Regions from separate parts of the Mus musculus genome. Here region 2 is linked to region 1. Evidence: chromatin loops called from intact Hi-C (ENCODE). Cell type or tissue: left cerebral cortex. All regions are shown on one strand. Each heading gives the region's core, and the rest is flanking DNA. Links, peaks and the distances in the headings are about the cores only.

Evidence for each region. Peaks named below come from ENCODE experiments on the same cell type or tissue, not always from the same donor. Only the 100,000 strongest peaks of a DNase experiment are listed, where the experiment ranks them.
Region 2: a loop joins it to region 1, with 13 times the contacts of the local background. A loop is called at or near these places in 11 of 42 quality-filtered maps.

The regions. Positions count from the first base shown.
Region 1 is chr13:23,572,445-23,576,830 of GRCm38, reverse strand. It overlaps H2bc7 (H2B clustered histone 7), which reads left to right and starts at 2,624. Exons shown (of 1, transcript NM_178195.3): 1 at 2,624-3,071. The coding sequence starts at 2,641. The coding sequence ends at 3,021. It overlaps H2ac7 (H2A clustered histone 7), which reads right to left and starts at 2,450. Exons shown (of 1, transcript NM_178188.4): 1 at 1,916-2,450. The coding sequence starts at 2,360. The coding sequence ends at 1,968. H3c4 (H3 clustered histone 4) reads right to left here and starts at 1,068. Exons shown (of 1, transcript NM_178204.2): 1 at 565-1,068. The coding sequence starts at 1,029. The coding sequence ends at 619. In left cerebral cortex, for the core only: no CTCF peak of the experiment used is centred there; DNase peaks (open chromatin) are centred at 1,094 and 2,502; H3K4me3 peaks cover 3,459 bases; H3K27ac peaks cover 2,669 bases.
Region 2 is chr13:21,713,999-21,718,384 of GRCm38, reverse strand. H2bc13 (H2B clustered histone 13) reads left to right here and starts at 2,202. Exons shown (of 1, transcript NM_178199.3): 1 at 2,202-2,674. The coding sequence starts at 2,242. The coding sequence ends at 2,622. It overlaps H2ac13 (H2A clustered histone 13), which reads right to left and starts at 1,973. Exons shown (of 1, transcript NM_178182.2): 1 at 1,526-1,973. The coding sequence starts at 1,963. The coding sequence ends at 1,571. H3c10 (H3 clustered histone 10) reads right to left here and starts at 757. Exons shown (of 1, transcript NM_178206.2): 1 at 270-757. The coding sequence starts at 726. The coding sequence ends at 316. In left cerebral cortex, for the core only: CTCF peaks have their summits at 1,914 and 3,471 (motif pointing left); DNase peaks (open chromatin) are centred at 2,075, 2,638, 3,461, 4,012 and 2 more places; H3K4me3 peaks cover 3,054 bases; H3K27ac peaks cover 2,175 bases.

The sequences.
Region 1 (4,386 bases), core at 308-4,307:
GCACACAGAGGAATGTGGTACCCATCCGAAAGCAGTGTTCCTTAATCCTGGCTTGCTTGACCTCTTGACTTAGATTGGGCCAGTTAGCTCCAGCTCTGATTACCGCCAAGGCCTGCAGAGCCCACATTCCAAGTTTCTCTCCAGAGAACTCGCCTATTTCAAGAGACATGGCATGTATTTTAGCCATGATCAAAGGAAGCAGAACTAGCAATTACAAGTTTCATCAGGTTCAAGGTTCTAAGCAGGGTTCTCCTAAGCGGTTCTAAAGAATTTCTTCTAATAGGTTCATAAGCAAAGGCAGGATTCCGACATTTGCGCCATAGCCTCCACAAAAGGCAAAAGCTAAGTAACAACTGAAGGTAATTAAAGAAAAAGATGTAGCCAGTGTTAAGTAAGCAAAAACCAGCAACACTAAAAACTGTGGATAGCAAATATTTGGAAAAGTGTTAAAAAATCTAAACCAGTACAGGCGTTAAAGGATATTACAGACAATATAATACCAAGTAATGGAGTTGCTGAGTGGGGTTTGTAAAAGCTTATCGATATACAGCCTTTTATAGAAAACGGGGGTGGCTCTGAAAAGAGCCTTTGGGGTCCAAATTCACTCACTACCCTAATTTACGCCCTCTCCCCACGAATGCGACGGGCCAGCTGGATGTCCTTGGGCATGATGGTGACACGCTTGGCGTGGATGGCACACAGGTTGGTGTCCTCAAACAGACCCACGAGGTAGGCCTCGCTCGCCTCCTGCAGAGCCATGACGGCCGAGCTCTGGAAGCGCAGGTCGGTCTTGAAGTCCTGCGCGATCTCGCGCACCAGGCGCTGGAACGGCAGCTTGCGGATCAGCAGCTCGGTCGACTTCTGGTAGCGCCGGATCTCGCGCAGCGCCACGGTGCCGGGACGGTAGCGGTGAGGCTTCTTCACGCCGCCGGTGGCCGGGGCGCTCTTGCGGGCGGCCTTGGTGGCCAGCTGCTTGCGCGGGGCCTTGCCGCCGGTGGACTTGCGAGCGGTCTGCTTAGTACGAGCCATGATAAGAAAAAGAGAGAAGTCTCAGGGAATGAGAACGGTAATGAACTGTGGCCGGAGTACATATATATAAAGCGAAAGAGCCTCGTTCTGATTGGACGAAACAATACATTACCACAGCGACCTTATTGGTAGATTTGCTAATATCTCTCCAGGCCACTCCCCATTTATTTTAATATTTTGTTTCTTGATCTGTTTTTATACTTTATATGCTTATATTGTTCTTTTATCTTTCACAAAACAAAGTTCTATCCAATCTATACTTAATTATATAACATGCCGTTTGTGTACTGTTATAAAATTGTGACCCCAAAACGAACCGCGCCTGGCTATAGACAATTGTTGAACTAGATGTTGTCATTGTTTCCTCTACATGAAGATTGAAGATACACGTGAAAAATCAAAACTTAAACTTTTGAGTCTTTTTTCACTAAGGAAGCTGTTTGATTACAGTATTAACATAATCAGTAAAGGAGTAATTTTAAACACGCGTTTTACCTAGATAAATGAGAACTTTTTCCTAAAAACAGTAAGTGTATATTTTGTATAGAAGGGCAAAGGAAAAAAAGGCTACTGCTACAATTTTCAGTTGGAGTGACAAGGCAGAACACTATGAAGCCACTTTTGTACTACTCATAACAAATATACTTAACGAAATTCCAGTTTGTCCTAATTTAAAAAAAAAGGCCAAATACTAAAGGTGAGAACAATCAGGAAACATGTAATAAAAATAATTATAAGAATCCTAACAAATGATGCTTGGTAATTAAAATCTTATTTGGTATACTAGTGAAAATTTCATATTGTAAGATAAGACAAATGACAGTGATTACATCACGGTTAATATTTCATTGGAAAATGCAGCAAATGGCTCTTTTAAATGACGAAGTGGATGGCTCTGAAAAGAGCCTTTGTTTTTATACAAGTTCAGAAGACCAATCTTATTTCCCCTTGGCCTTGTGGTGGCTCTCGGTCTTCTTGGGCAGCAGCACGGCCTGGATGTTGGGCAGGACGCCGCCCTGCGCGATGGTCACGCGGCCCAGCAGCTTGTTGAGCTCCTCGTCGTTGCGGATGGCCAGCTGCAGGTGGCGCGGGATGATGCGCGTCTTCTTGTTGTCGCGGGCCGCGTTGCCCGCCAGCTCCAGGATCTCGGCCGTCAGGTACTCCAGCACGGCCGCCAGGTACACCGGGGCGCCGGCGCCCACGCGCTCCGAGTAGTTGCCCTTGCGGAGCAGCCGGTGCACGCGGCCCACGGGGAACTGCAGGCCGGCCCGGGAGGAGCGGGTCTTGGCCTTGGCGCGAGCCTTGCCACCCTGTTTGCCGCGTCCAGACATTGTACAGATTAAGCAGTTACTAAGAACTAATGGTTTTGAAACAAGAACGTAGCCTTTATATTATTCGCTGGGCGCGAAAAAGGACCTATGCCATTGGCTGACGTCTTTTTTCCTAGACCAATGAGAAGCATTCGGGGCGCACGTTGATTGGGCAAGACTTCGTATGCCATCCGTCATAAACCAATCAAAGGTGCCCTTTCACATCCCTCATTTGAATAAGACCTCATCAACTAGACAAGACCAGTTGCCTCCGTGAAAGTTCCAGAAATTCTCACCAACCATGCCTGAGCCTGCTAAGTCCGCTCCCGCCCCGAAGAAGGGCTCCAAGAAGGCCGTGACCAAGGCCCAGAAGAAGGACGGCAAGAAGCGCAAGCGCAGCCGCAAGGAGAGCTACTCGGTGTACGTGTACAAGGTGCTGAAGCAAGTGCACCCCGACACCGGCATCTCCTCCAAGGCCATGGGCATCATGAACTCGTTTGTGAACGACATCTTCGAGCGCATCGCGAGCGAGGCTTCCCGCCTGGCGCATTACAACAAGCGCTCGACCATCACGTCCCGGGAGATCCAGACGGCCGTGCGCCTGCTGCTGCCCGGGGAGCTGGCCAAGCACGCCGTGTCGGAGGGCACCAAGGCTGTCACCAAGTACACCAGCTCCAAGTGAGTTCCTTTAACACACACTCCTAACCCAAAGGCTCTTTTCAGAGCCACCTACCCTTTCAAAAAGGGAGCTGTTGCCAGACACCGAATACTGTTTAATCCTCCAAGAAAAATTGTAACATTGGATGTTGATACTTAGTAACAGTTGTTACTTTTATGTTCTGTGTAGAAAAAAAAAAAGACGTGCCTGTAAATTCATTGGCGTAATGAAAGACCCACAACGTGAGGACTCCACCACCTTCTGACTCAGGAGAGGCGACACCCCAAAATCAACGAGAAACGGTCTTGCTGCAAATTGCAAGAGGATTTTTATTCAAGAGCAGTCTCGGGCCCACGGTCATACACCACCCAGGGGTAGAGGACCGTGGCGCCCCGAGTAGCTGAGTAAGGGGGTATTCAAAGGAAGGAACCACAACTCAAGGAGGTGGGGAGGGCGTTGTTAGAAAATACCAAAAATACCAGTTAAGAGTCACAAAGAAGTACAAAGTCACAGTTTCTAAGAGCCCCTAACAATCTAAGAGCCCCTAGCAATAGCACCTTTGCATAGTGGGTTCCAGCAATGGTCAGGGTGGGTCAGGGTGACTTTCTTTGAATGAACACTCTTTGAACCCAGAAAGCACGTGGGTGGAGGAAGGAATCTTGATATCTGTTTTATGATTAGCATACCTTGGAGCACTGAGTTTACTACTCTTTCAGTAAATGTGAAGAATTTTATTGTTTCCAACTATAGTGAATAGCATATGGCATGCTTTGAGATTCCTAAGTAGTCTAGACATCACCTTTTCCCCCAATTTGTAAAAAATCTTGTAAGTGAAATATGAAGTGGTTAATTTCTAACCTTTTTGTGGGTTCATGTCAGTTGGATTATACACACATGCACAAATATATTAGCCTCATGTAGCTAGTATGACCTTAACTTCAGAATCTGGCCTCTCCCCCAGAAACTGGCACTAACTACTGGATTGTGCCAACTTGAGGTTTTCCTACAGTATTTTTTTGAATTAAGCTTCTAGTGTATTAGCTTTATAGAAGTAGAAGTTTCTGAAACTTATCAAGAAACGTGTTCCTATTTGCTTTCTCTTTGAGAAGTTAGCTGTCGGAATCTACATTGTGATTCATGATGCTGGATAGGAATTGCCATACCTGGATGAACTGGTAGACTGTCCAAACAAAAGAGCATGTTTTCATCTACTATGAGAAATTTAAGCAATACAACTTATTCCAGACTTTAGGATATTGTCACAGATCTCATCTAATATGCAATTGCTTGAACATTTAACAGTAGAAGAGGAAACTGGAACACAGGGTAGTGACTAAGCAAAAGATATAACTGCAATCAATTGCCTTGAAACTAAAGGAAGCATCAAGG
Region 2 (4,386 bases), core at 160-4,159, 1.9 Mb after region 1:
AACCATGAATTTAAGTGCCTATAATTGACTCCGCCGGCCTTATATTGCTGGCAAAATAATTAAAAATCCTTCAAGAAACCGAACAGTAAGTGCATTTGGGGAAATTAGAGGTAATGTTCAGTTTAAGTATATTGGATTTTGCAGAATACTCACCAACTTAAGACACTCTAAAGAGCATCCCTCAGCTAAGAAAAACTGTTAGAACCTGGCTACCGTTCCAAGAAAAAACTCCAATTGGCCTATAAGTCAACAGCACCTTTGTGTAGGTTTGGGTGGCTCTGAAAAGAGCCTTTGAAAAACACAGAAAGACGAACTTTAAGCCCTCTCCCCGCGGATGCGGCGGGCCAGCTGGATGTCCTTGGGCATGATGGTGACACGCTTGGCGTGGATGGCGCACAGGTTGGTGTCCTCAAACAGACCCACGAGGTAGGCCTCACAGGCCTCCTGCAGAGCCATGACGGCCGAGCTCTGGAAGCGCAGGTCGGTCTTGAAGTCCTGCGCGATCTCGCGCACCAGGCGCTGGAACGGCAGCTTGCGGATCAGCAGCTCGGTCGACTTCTGGTAGCGCCGGATCTCGCGCAGCGCCACGGTGCCGGGACGGTAGCGGTGAGGCTTCTTCACGCCGCCGGTGGCCGGGGCGCTCTTGCGGGCGGCCTTGGTGGCCAGCTGCTTGCGCGGGGCCTTGCCGCCGGTGGACTTGCGAGCGGTCTGCTTAGTACGAGCCATGGTAACACCCGAGCTTCCAAAGCAAAGTGATGGAGGGAAAGCTTCAACCACCAAAATTTATACAGACGGCCGAGTTCTGATTGGTCAAAATGGCTGCCAGATCAACTTAATTGGCTGGTGAGTCCTTTTGTTTTCGCAGTCTGAACATGGTTTAACCAAGTGTGCAATTTCCTCATTGAAAAGAAAATCCCGCCGCAGGTTCGTTTAAATCAATGTAATTTTTATTAAAAGCACTTTTCTTACTTTCTTTTTCCTACTTCAGATTAAATGAAAAGATGTGTAAAAGGTAGGTAGTGACTTTAAAAAGAGGCTCTAAGAACATTGACCCCCTGGAATTCAATTTGCCGAACGAGGTGTGTGTGTAGGGGGGAGGGTGTCTAGGGGAAATGTTTTTAGCTGTGATACCACCAAATGCTTTAACATCCTTTGCTGATTTTGACTTTGCCAAATGGCAGGACTTGTCAATCATGCACATAAACAGGATTCAAGTGAGGATTGATTGTACAGTGATTAGTTGTTTATCAGCATATGTGCTGATAAAGGAACATTTCAAGACAATTCTTTGTGCAGTCCGGTCTGTCCTGGAACTCGTCCTGCAGAGTAGGCTGGCCTGGAGTTCAAGATGTGTCTGTTTTATGTACTAGGTCCGAGGTTGGGTGCCTGCCTTCCAAAAACCAATATACTCTTAGCTAAGGTTAGGGGGTTGAACTAACCACAAGCCAGGGAAAACTAGGAGAGGTAATACACGTATTTCCCACAATGCACTATCCCAGTAGTGTTTAGGTCTCTTTGGAGAAAGTGAGTGGCTCTGAAAAGAGCCTTTGGTGATTCGTAATGTTTGGTTTCACTTCCCCTTGGCCTTGTGGTGGCTCTCGGTCTTCTTGGGCAGCAGCACGGCCTGGATGTTGGGCAGGACGCCGCCCTGCGCGATGGTCACGCGGCCCAGCAGCTTGTTGAGCTCCTCGTCGTTGCGGATGGCCAGCTGCAGGTGGCGCGGGATGATGCGCGTCTTCTTGTTGTCGCGGGCCGCGTTGCCCGCCAGCTCCAGGATCTCGGCCGTCAGGTACTCCAGCACGGCCGCCAGGTACACCGGGGCGCCGGCGCCCACGCGCTCCGAGTAGTTGCCCTTGCGGAGCAGCCGGTGCACGCGGCCCACGGGGAACTGCAGGCCGGCCCGGGAGGAGCGAGTCTTGGCCTTGGCGCGAGCCTTGCCGCCCTGCTTGCCGCGTCCAGACATAACTCAGCTGTAGATAACCACCGCAGTAAGAAGCAAAAACGGTATACGCATAGTATATATAGTCAAGGCTGGACGCGAAAACGGAGAGATTTCATTGGTTACACATTGGTTACCAATGGCGCCCTGGTTTTGAAAATCCCTTGTTTTGATTGGACTGTTAGTACATGACGTATGGTGATTCAGGTTCGGCATAGCCGTAAGTTTGTTTAAAATGCAGCCAGAACAGTCATTAACTTTTAGTTATCCTTTTTCAACTTAGTTCACTTCATCCTCTCAGTATGCCTGAGCCCGCCAAGTCCGCTCCCGCCCCGAAGAAGGGCTCCAAGAAGGCCGTCACCAAGGCCCAGAAGAAGGACGGCAAGAAGCGCAAGCGCAGCCGCAAGGAGAGCTACTCGGTGTACGTGTACAAGGTGCTGAAGCAAGTGCACCCCGACACCGGCATCTCCTCCAAGGCCATGGGCATCATGAACTCGTTCGTGAACGACATCTTCGAGCGCATCGCGAGCGAGGCTTCCCGCCTGGCGCATTACAACAAGCGCTCGACCATCACGTCCCGGGAGATCCAGACGGCCGTGCGCCTGCTGCTGCCCGGGGAGCTGGCCAAGCACGCGGTGTCGGAGGGCACCAAGGCAGTCACCAAGTACACCAGCTCCAAGTGAGCTCGTTTAACTCACACTCCTAACTCAAAGGCTCTTTTAAGAGCCACCCACACTTTCCTCTGGAAAAGCTGTTGCACATGCGTGGTTATTGATGACGCTTCTCTTGCCTTGGACCTAACAAGGCATAAGGTAAAATGCCAAAAGATGCAGTAAGCAGTTTGCGTTTGGAAGTTAAGGGTTAATGGACAGTCAGGCTTTGCCTCTCCGGTCAGTTGAAATATAATTCGCAGCAGCCTGTAGTTTTTATTTACGAGTGTGCACTGTATCCTGAAGCTTTAAATTAAGCATTAACTGGTATTCACACCCCAACCAACCAACCTTTCATTCCTCCTAACTGAAAAGTATGCTGCGTAAGCACAGGCCAGTTGTCCTGCGTGGTTGTGGGTATTTATCGTACAAGCGAAAATGGAACCTGAGTGTAAATTCACGAGAAAGTATGCTTCAGAGAAGCCATCTTCAAGACTGATTTGAATGTCCATGGTCCTAAGTCCAGCTGCAAGCGTCAAAACTGCATTTAAAGCCAGTGGGCCCCAGCATGACCGCTGAGTTGGAGGTGAATTAAAAGCGTGGGGTAGCCCCCCAATATTAGTGGGACTTCCATGCACCATCCAGGTTCTGCAACTCTCCATAATTCCGATAGTTCAAAAATCATTTTTGATGTTTCATGATATTAGCGTTCTCCGTTACCTCGTGACCTCTCTTCTGTAAATCATATTTTGTAGGTCACCATCGCAGTCCCTCTGTATGAAAACCACTTCAGTGTGCAGTTAAAGCAGGACAGGTGGAGGGCTAAAGAATAATCTAGTTTTGCAGTGTTGTGAAATGTGCTGCTCTTTTCTGCCATCTTGTGGCCACAAACAGAATCATAAGCCTTGGGTGTTTTTCATCCAGACTGAAAATGCTGTGACCAGTGAGTTACTGTAATGTTACTATTTTTTTTTCCTAGTAACGTTGAAAGAGTTATATTAACTTCTCAAGAGTCATTCGTGTGTGACTGAAGGAGAGGAGGCAAGACAGACGAGACTGGAGCACATAGAGGGAGAGTCTGGTCAGAGCTGTCAGAAACAAAAACTACACAAAATCAAATTAAATCATTCTAAAATACCTGAAAACATTAAAGACATGTTTTTTAGTTTTAGATTTCTGTCCCCTATTTTTTGGCATTTTCCAGTGCTTATTTATAACCAAAGATATTATTAAAATATTATTAGAATGACAAGGTTGCATATGAAACAGAGACAGATATTTTCTTAAAGTTCAAGATCAAGGCATGAGCAGATATGGCTTCTCCTGAGGGCTCTCTCTGGGATTTGGCAGGTGTCTACCTTCATGTCCGTGCCCTTGACCTTTTCAGTCTGGTGTCTCTCTGGTAAGCACCCCACTCTTAGGACCATTCTTAATGGAAATGGACTGAAGGCAAGTCACTAGGAAGGTGGTCAGCCACTTACCTGCAGCTCCCGCCTGTGAAGATCCTGTCTCCAAATACAGTCATACCAAGGACAAGAGCTGACCATGGGCATTTAATCTATCACCACACTTAACACTATATTTTATTTCAACCTGCTATTATTCCACATTTTCTTTCATTTTAAAAGTCTGCATTTAGTTAACATTATAGCTAAATCAACAACTGAAGATTTTCTAAAACGGAGTTTATGTGAGTTACTCACGGGGTCCAATAGTCATTGGACATTTGAAACCACCTTTCATTTCTAAAAATTTTCTTGACATCCATGCCTCCTGACATTGTTGGCTTGTATTTTT